Linked DNA regions of Mus musculus: all the other regions are linked to region 3. The links are chromatin contacts, found by Hi-C or POLR2A ChIA-PET in ENCODE. All regions are on one chromosome and are shown on one strand. The core of a region is the stretch at or near the end of the contact, and the rest is flanking DNA. Distances in the headings are between cores, read along the strand shown. Region 1 has its middle 20 kb from the start of Trim71. Region 2 holds the start of Trim71 (tripartite motif-containing 71). Region 3 overlaps Trim71 (tripartite motif-containing 71).

What was found. Hi-C counts contacts between places; a loop is a spot of excess contacts on that map. ChIA-PET counts read pairs that join two places held with the same protein, here RNA polymerase II (POLR2A).
Region 1: POLR2A ChIA-PET joins it to region 3 with 13 read pairs in embryonic stem cell. The contact joins two enhancer-like sites. A Hi-C loop is called at or near these places in 3 of 37 maps with a recorded cell type or tissue (CH12.LX, heart and mouse embryonic stem cell). POLR2A ChIA-PET finds 5 or more read pairs at or near these places in 3 of 5 experiments (all embryonic stem cell).
Region 2: a loop to region 3 is called in a map of mouse trophoblast stem cell, with 2.2 times the contacts of the local background. The contact joins the promoter of Trim71 here to the enhancer-like site in region 3. A Hi-C loop is called at or near these places in 4 of 37 maps with a recorded cell type or tissue (left cerebral cortex, mouse embryonic stem cell, mouse trophoblast stem cell and 1 more). POLR2A ChIA-PET finds 5 or more read pairs at or near these places in 3 of 5 experiments (all embryonic stem cell).

Annotation. Positions count from the first base shown.
Region 1 is chr9:114,582,495-114,585,501 of GRCm38, reverse strand. No RefSeq gene overlaps it. Among named protein-coding and RNA genes, the nearest start is that of Trim71, 20 kb to the right of the region's middle. Within about 2 kb of position 1,526, at least 1 of the 3 ENCODE cell types and tissues checked has a DNase peak (open chromatin) inside an H3K27ac peak, as active enhancers do; it is heart, where a contact is called at or near this core.
Region 2 is chr9:114,562,911-114,565,760 of GRCm38, reverse strand. It overlaps Trim71 (tripartite motif-containing 71), which reads left to right and starts at 1,392. Exons shown (of 4, transcript NM_001042503.2): 1 at 1,392-2,850. The coding sequence starts at 2,644.
Region 3 is chr9:114,525,708-114,528,539 of GRCm38, reverse strand. The region is part of intron 1 of Trim71 (tripartite motif-containing 71); the gene reads left to right. Among named protein-coding and RNA genes, the nearest start is that of Ccr4, 31 kb to the right of the region's middle. Within about 2 kb of position 1,264, at least 1 of the 3 ENCODE cell types and tissues checked has a DNase peak (open chromatin) inside an H3K27ac peak, as active enhancers do; it is heart, where a contact is called at or near this core.

The sequences.
Region 1 (3,007 bases), core at 277-2,776, 57 kb before region 3:
ACTGGGAGGCAGAGTCAGGCGGATTTCTGAGGCCAGCCCGGTCTACAAAGTGAGCTCCAGGACAGCCAGAGCTATAAAGAGAAACCCTGTCTCGAAAAACCAAAAAAAGAAAAAAAAGAAAAAAAAAAAAAAGAAATATGTGAGATTGAAGCCATTCTGGACAGTATAGCAAATTCCAGGCCAGCCAGGGTTTCATAATGAGACCTGTCTCAAAGGGGAAGGGGAGAGAATAAGAAGTAAATTATGAAGATGGGTGAGAGGAGCTGAAGGTATGCAGAGGATGGTGCTCGATTCCCAGAATCCACACGGTGGCTCGAAACCAGGTAGCTCCAGGTCAATAGAGCTGATGCCCTCTTCTGGCCTCCGGGGGCGCATAACCTGCTGGTAAAATACTCCCCATGTAAAGTAGAGTTTCATGCTATTTTTCTTTCTGGGCTTAGCAGTGTTCCAAGGGGCCTGAAATGGGGTGGCCTGTAATAGCCCCAAGGTCCCAGGGCCCTCAGTATTTGTGTCCCTCACCCCTTGTGGAGTAAAGGTTGAGCAATGGCCCAGGATAGGTGCCTTAGTTAATGGTCAGACTGGATCCTAGAAGCCAACAGGCCTGGCCTAAAGTAAACACAAAGTAAACACGCCCTGACACAAAGCTGGGAGGCGGGCGCAGAGGCTCGGCCAGGTGCGAGTGGGCTGTCACGGAAGGAGGCAGTGAAGTTCATTAGCCTCCTCATTTGGGGCAAAGCGAATCCGTGTGGTGACACACAATTGTCTTGGAGGATTTAAGGGGATTTGCCTGAGTGTCCCGGTGGGCCCCTAGCCTCCTCCTAATCCAGTCCACATTTCAGACTACTTAGGAACGCATTAAATGTCAAAGCCGGCGTTTAGGAAAATATCTACATTTCGTATGCAACGCCCGGGTCAAAAGAAAAGCCAAACCGACGAACCTTCCAGCTTTTGGCGCAAGAGGCACTCTGTGTGGTCCCCAGTGTGAATGGGGAGGGCCGCGCTCCCCTCCCAGGAATGCAGTCCTTTCTCTAGGGGAAAATGCTAATGCTTTGTTTCTGCCTTGGCTCCCCCAGGCGCGGGGGCGCCCCCGCACGATTGTCACCGCCACATTAGCATGTGAGCAGCCCCTATCCCCACCCACACCCACACCCCCCCCCCCCCAGCTCAGCCCTGATTGGGGACTTCTGGGACCCGGGCAATGGCCAGCTGCCAACAGTCTTACCACAGTCCATATCTCCGCTGAGACCTCAGGAAGCTAACAGGCAACCCTGCAGGTGGGGAGTTTTCACTCCATACGCGTTGATCCTTTAATATACGAGAAAAAACTTTATTGTAGCTGTCCCACCAAGGAAATCAAAATCATTGGAACAGCTGTGGTCCCGCTGCGATCTGTGTCCTTATCACCAGGGTATCCTGCCCACGATGTGACTCTTCACACGACCTCCAAGCTATTCCCAGCGGGGACAGCCGGGAAGGGGTACGGCCAGCCCGCGGGATCCCTCTGGAAAGCAGCAGAGAGGCAGAGTCTCGGGACGCAACCGGGAATCCGCGTGGAGCCCGGGGCGCCGAGCGCCACCTAGCGGCAGCGCGGAACAGCCCAACAAATTTCTTCACTGATTTCTTCCCGTCATCTGTTCCTTTCCACTTTATTCGATTCTATTGATTTTGTTTTAGTTATTTGACTAGTTTGTTTTATACAGCTTTATTTTACTCCTGTCACTTCCGTGGTTGAGTAAATGTATAAGCCATTTCTATCTTTGGCTTTTTTTTTTTTTTTTGGTTTTTTTCCCCATTGTTTAGATTTTAATTTTTACCATAATAACATTACTCAATGTATTTCATTTGCTTCGGTTCCTTGACTTATCTTTGCTCTGTGGGTGAAGGTTTAAGATCCTCTGTACTCTTCTGGCTCTTTTCTGCCTGAGTTTTTGGGGGTTTTTTTGTTTTGTTTTTTTGTTTGTTTTTGTTTTTTGAGACAGGGTTTCTCTGTGTAGTCCTGGCTGTTCTGGAACTCACTTTGTAGACCAGGCTGGCCTCAAACTCAGAAATCCGCCTGCCTCTGCCTCCCAAGTGCTGGGATTAAAGGCGTGCACCACCACCACCCGGCCTGAGTTTTTAAAGAAAGGAAAAATACTGCTTTAGCTAAGTACTCCCAAGTATTGGACAAGGATGATATTTTATGGCTTTATGCCGAGGCTGGGCCAGGCAAGCATCTATTTGGATAAATACCATTGATAAGTATTTCAGCTGGCATTGTGACAAAGGACTGTCTTGCCTGTAGTCCCTGACTAAGGCAGAAGATTGCTCAGAAGTTTAAGCTTGACTGCATGAAACAATGGAGTGAGAATTTGTCTCAAAAATCAAACGACAGGGACTGGAGAGATGAATCTACAGTTAAAAACACTGGCTGGCTGGCTGACTGCTCTTCTAGAAGAACCGGGTTCAATTCTCAGTGCCCACACATCGACTCACAGCCATCTGCAATTCCAGTTCCAAGGGATCCAACGCCCTCTTTTGGCTTCCTCTGGGCACTGGAAGTAGTGCACAGAATACATGCATGCAAAACACCCATACACAAAATATAAATAAAATAAAAATCAAACAAGGCCAGAAAGATGTGGTTGGTTGCCCGTACCTTTAATTCCAGCACTCAAGAGGCAGAGGCAGACAGATCTCTGTGAGTTGCAGAACAGCCGGGGCTACAAAGAAAGACCTTGTCTTCAACAACAACAAAATCAAATAACAACCATAACATATACTTCTCCAGTTGCTGTAGTGTAAAAATAATAATAATGATAATGACGATAATAGAAAGTCAATTATTGGTCAGTTGAAGGTCAGTCAGCCTTTTAAAGCCCATCTAGGAACCTGCTCTTGGCAAAACACAGCGCCCAGTTCTAGAAGGGAAGCCCCAGAATGAGATTGGTAGGTAGGGTAGTGTAGAGAGGAGTCCAGGGTGAGATGGAGAGTGGACTGAAGGTGTATATAATTGAAGTACGTGGTGAAC
Region 2 (2,850 bases), core at 143-2,642, 37 kb before region 3:
AAAGCAGAGGGGTCTCTGGTCTTCCCATGATGCTGTAGGTCACTTGTGGGGGGTGGGGGTGGGGGAGAGGAGTGTGTGTGTGTGTGGCTTGTCCCTGAAGTATCTGAGCCCCAAGGGATTTGCCTCTTCAGCAGCCTGTCCAGAATGGATTCATGTTTCTAGAATGATCTTTTCTGTTGTTGTTTTTTTTTTTTTTCCCCATGAATAAAAGGCAGTATCTAGAATTGCATCCTATCCGTATCATTACGATCCAGGAATGGTTACTTAGATTGGAAGCTACATTCTCTTCTAGGCTTTCATAATCATACACACACACACACACACACTCACACACACACACACACACACACACACACACACACACACACACACACACAGTGTGTCTATGTGGGGGTATGTGCACATGAAGCAAGAAGTTCAGAGCCACCCAAAGTGGGGTTCTGAGAATTGAACTCTCCTCTTGATGGACTGCAGAGCTAACCTTTCCAGTTCTTTCATCACTTTCTTGAGAGGTTTCATGTAGCCCAGATCTTGAACGTGTGAGGGTCCAGCGTGCAGTCTTTTTCCTTTCAAAGTATAATCTACAGAGTGAAATTTTATACACAGCTTGATGGCATTTGTTTATGTATTTTACTCGCGAGTTAATTTGACAGAGGGTCTCACAGTGTAGTTCTGCCCTAGCCTCTTGCTTGCTGAATTATAATGGGTACACCACCACACCCATCTTAAGTAGCATTAAAAAAAAAAAGTTCTGAGAGCAGCCTTTCCAAGTCTTTCTTCTGAGAGCCTTAAAGTTTCACCCTCAGAACCGCCTGGGGCACCACCCAGATGGCCGCGGGGCCCGTCAGTGGGTCGCCTTCTCTTAACAGCTGCCTGGGCTCCCATTAAAACTGAGAGCAACCAGCCCCTTGGACGTCCAGAATTCAGAGTCGTTTAGTTCCATGCATCCAACTGCACAACTGTGCGATGCTTGAGGTCGGTCTCAGCTTTGTAGAGTCCTAGAGAAATGTAAAGGAAAAGGAAGAGAAAAAAAAGGGGGTGATGGTGGTGTTGGGGGTGGGGGGACCTAGCTCTCCGGGGCAGTGGCCATCAGCTTCCAAGAGGCAAAGATTCAGAATGAAGTCTTTTTTTCTTTCTTTCTTTCTTTTTTTTTTTTTTAATAAACGGAAGAGTCGCTCTGCGTTCCTCGCCCAGGAGGTTCCAAAGGTCGTCACACTGAGGCCTGGGGGCGATCGTCTCCCCCGCGGCCGGAGCGGGGGAGGAGGGTGGTGGGAGGAGGGGAGGCGTACACAAAAGCCGGCCGGGCCAAGAGGGCTAATGTTTCCTGTTTGCCTGGAACCCCCTCCCCGGCCTCCCCTCCCCCACCCCTCCCAGCACTCGGGCGGAAGTGAGTTTGCTCCTTTGGAGATTAAAAGGATTCCGAATTCCGATCAGTCCCAATAACCCGCGTTCTGAGAGGCGGCAAAGCGGAGAAAGAAGGGGGACACGCGCACGCACACAGCCCCTCGTTCGGGGGAGTCGTGCAAAATAAAGCCCAAAGCAACCCAGGACACCAGGGCATCGGGAGAGCCTGAGCCCGGTAGGCGCAGCGCAGCCGGGGCCACCCGCATCCCCGCTCGGCGAATCGTTCGTAGGAGGATGACGCAGGCGGGAGCCGCGGGCGGCGTTGGCCACGCGGCTCCCGAAGTGGCCGCGCGGGTCCCTCGCGTACTCCTCTGATTCGAGCAAGCCCGGGAGGGAGACTCGGTTCCCGAGGCTCCGGGATTGAAGGGGGGACCCAAGCGAGGGTGAAATGGCCCGATGACAAAGGAAATGTGATCCTCCTTCGCTGCCCAGGTTTCGGAGAGGACGGCCGTGAGGAGGAGGGGCGCGCGGCTCGCGCGGAACGCGGATAGCATTGCACGACGGCCCCGCGCGGAGCGGGCGGCCCGTACATCCAATATCTTCCCGCCGATGAATAATTCAGGGCGGCCCGCGGGGACCTGCGGCCCCGCGCCGCGGAGCGCCTGAGGCCGGAGAAGGGTCGGAGCGCGCGCTAGAGAGCGAGCCAGGAGGCCGGAGGACACGCGGGCGCCGGGCCGCGTGGGGCGCGCGCGCGTGTGAGCGCATAGAGACCGCGGCCCGGCAGGGCTGCGCACGGGCGCGGAGCGTGTGGGGCGCGCGTGCGTACTTGGCACGCGTGCTTCCGCGGGCCGGGGGCCCCCGCACGAGGCGCAGCTGCGCGCCCGAGCCGACCGCGCCGCGGGGGAGGCTGCGCCTCGGCCGCCACGCAGGAGCTCCTGCCGCCGCGTCATGCGGCGGGGCGGCCGGCGGCGCGCGCGGGGACTTGGACTGCTGCGACTCCCGGACGTTTTCCCCTCCCTCCAGGAGGCTCAATTCATTTAGCCGGAGGGCAAGGAAAAAAAAAAAACAACACAAGCAAGACTCGTTGGGACCAAATTGGTTTGCGCCGCGGGGACCGGATTCCACGGCGGACTTTGAGACTTGTGCGGGCGCTCGTTTGCTGAGGAGTAGCAGTGCAAACCCGCCCTGCCGAGGTGGCCCAGGGGTCGCCTCCACCGCGTCCTCGATGCGCTCTGCTGAGTGAGCCGCGCGCCCTCATCCTCCTCGCCGCGCGCCCTCTGCCCTCCAGCCCGCCTGCAAATGGCTTCGTTCCCGGAGACCGACTTCCAGATCTGCCTGCTGTGCAAGGAGATGTGCGGCTCGCCCGCGCCGCTCTCCTCCAACTCGTCCGCCTCGTCGTCGTCCTCGCAGACTTCCACGTCGTCGGCGGGCGGCGGCGGCCCCGGGGCGGCGGCGCGGCGTCTTCACGTCTTGCCCTGCCTGCACGCCTTCTGCCGGCCGTGCCTC
Region 3 (2,832 bases), core at 15-2,514:
TGAAAAAATCGTGTGTGTGTGTGTGTGTGTGTGTGTGTGTGTGTGTGTGTGTGTTCACCAACAAAGCATTTTATTTCAGGAGGTACATAGGCCTGCCTGCCTACCTTGTGTTGTTATTTATTTATTTTCTTTAGTCTTCCCCACCCCCACTCCCCATTCCACTCCACCCCCGTTCCTTTCCTGCTGGGCCCACATTCCTTGGTCTTTGTCTCTGCTTGGTATTTTAGAAATTTTGGGAGAGGAAGGCTGGGAGAGGTGGGACGTTCTAGAAGCTGGGGGCAGGGAAGGGGGTGGTCACTTGGAGGGTCAGAGGTCAGGCTAGCTCCATTTAGCTAGAGCAGCCAGATTGTCGCCAGGCTCGAGGGGGCGTGTCCATGCATCTGCCGGGGTAGCCCCAAACAGGCGGCACGTAGGCCCTGGAATTTCTGCCACCAGCGGACTCCACCCCTTCCCTTTCTGCTTCCCTGTAGTGGCTGCCACTTTTGCGGGGTGGGGGCACAGGCTCTTATCTGTATACTCTGTTCCATTTTTCTTAATAAGGATCCCCTGCCCCCCGTTTATTTTTTTTTCCATTTTTTATTAGGTATTTAACTCATTTACATTTCCAATGCTATACCAAAAGTCCCCCACCCCCGTTTATTTTTAAATTACATTTTTTGGTTTAGGGGTAGGTTGTATGGAGACTTGGTGGAGTCTGTTCTGCCCACATGTGGGTCCTGGGATCAGACACCCATGGCCTTGCTTGGCAGGCAGCACCTCAAATCCCCAAGTCCTCTCCTGAGCCGCCAGTCGCAACTGATCATCCAACTGTAACTGTTGATCGATTTTCGGAGCGACCTTCCTCATTCATTGAATATATGTAGTTCTAAAATTCTACCTCCCTAGTCTTAGAAATGGCAGGTAGATAAGTGTGAGATAGTCTAAAAATATAACTCCAATCCATAACTAGAAGACTTAAAATTGTTCTTATTTTATGGTTTTGCCACCCTAAAGTTGCATGGTCTTAAGTTTTGATTTAAAACGTAACGATTTAAAAATGCATTTTAAAATTGTAGTTTCCTAGTTATGAGCACGAGGAGGCTGTTGTATGCATCTGTATGTAGGTTTTATTCCTCGCCACTTGGGTGCCACCGCCCCTCCTCAGCCCAGCTTGTCTGCATTCACAGCGCATCCGGACTTGGCTCCCATCCGTCGTGACCCGAGTCCGGGCCACGTTTCATGGCAGACACCCTTTGACTCATTTAAGAAGCATCTGGGCTGTTCTGACACCACCGCCTGCTCTGGCCGGGATTTCTTTCCCATATTTGCAGAGTGCTTCCTCGGGGCTTACTCTGAGGCCTCAGGGGATCTCCTGTGCCTGGCATCACGGAAGCCCCGTTGCAGGGTCCACCAGGCCTAAAGGTCTGGGAGTTTCCTAACGTTTGGACAGTTTCAGTTTGGAGCCCAGTTTCTTATCTCAGCCCAGAATTACCTGGAAGCTTTTTGCTTCCTGTTGTCCGTCCCCAGACAGGCCGGCTCCTGAGATTTTGAAGGCTGGAAAGGGTCTCCTGAGGTAGCAAGTCAGACCCCATTTGTTTCCCAGTTTAGAGGGAGGTTCAAGGCAGGCAGAGGAAGTCACTGGACAGGTGTCCTGGCTCAGGAGCCTGGGGTGTGCTGACCTCTGGTCTCGGAGAGTCAGTTGCTTTCACTACATCTGGAGAAAGCAAGGGTGCCTGAGTCCACTATTTCAGTGTAAACTGCACCTTCTGGTGGGAGGTTTCCACACAGCCCTTTGGGGGAGCGGCTGGCGGCGGCAGGGAGGTTAAGGGGGGGGAGGGTTATTCCTTTCTTCCCTTAGGAGGGGGAGGGGGAGGGGGCTGAGGGAGGGAATGTGGCAGGATTGCCTAGCCCAGTAGATTCGCTCTATCCCCACATGGAAACTTACTAGGGATTGCTCCAGATTCATTGAGCCGAGCGTCGTCTTGCTGGTTATTTGGGATTCTCTCCCTGAGTCTGACAGGATAGACTTACTTTAAAAGTGGTTGCTGCTGCTGAAGGCTTTAGTCTACAGTGTTGGCTAAAAAGTGATTAAAATTGGTTACTCAGTCACGTTTCCTTGTGCAGACCCAACAAAAGATCTGATCCATTTCTCTGTGAGATTTAAAAAAAAAAAAAAAAGGTATTCCCAAATCGCCTATCTCTGGATGCAGGATAAATTACCAGTAACTTACAGGCCCTAGTGGGACAGCACAGCACATGTCACCCCTCAAATCACCCGCGAGGGGGACAAACCGGCACAGGAAACAGCATTCCCCTCACTGTGGGTCTTCCCAGCTCCACTCTGGGGATCTCTGTCTAAATTGTTTTCTGTTAGCCCCTCCCTCCTTCAGCCTTCAAAGCTGTCTCCCATCTTTTCCTGGCTACTGGGTCCAAGACTCTTGAAGTGTTTTGTTGTGGGTGGGGTAGCCAGCCCTGAGCTAGGCTTGGAGCGCCCCTGCTGTGTGGTTCTGAGAGGGCCCCCCCCCCCACACCTCCTGTCCTCATGTGGAGATTTAAATGTGTTGCTGCCGGTGGCAAGGAATCCAGCTTACACATTGATTCCTCGTGTCCCTGTGGCAGCTTTCCCCTCGCCCCCAGCTGCTCGTGAAATCAATCCAAGAGACAGTAACTGAGGGAGGAGCATGGCTGGTTTCCATGCTGAGCCCTCTCTCCCGAGAGCCTCTTGCCTGTCAGCAGGTGAGGGGTGTCCAGCCCTTCTCTCCCCCAGCTCATGGGCTCTTAAGGAAGCTGTTCACTTGGGCAGGCTGACCTTACTGTTAGCATTTGGCCTTAGTTCCGGATGCTTCCTCCCAT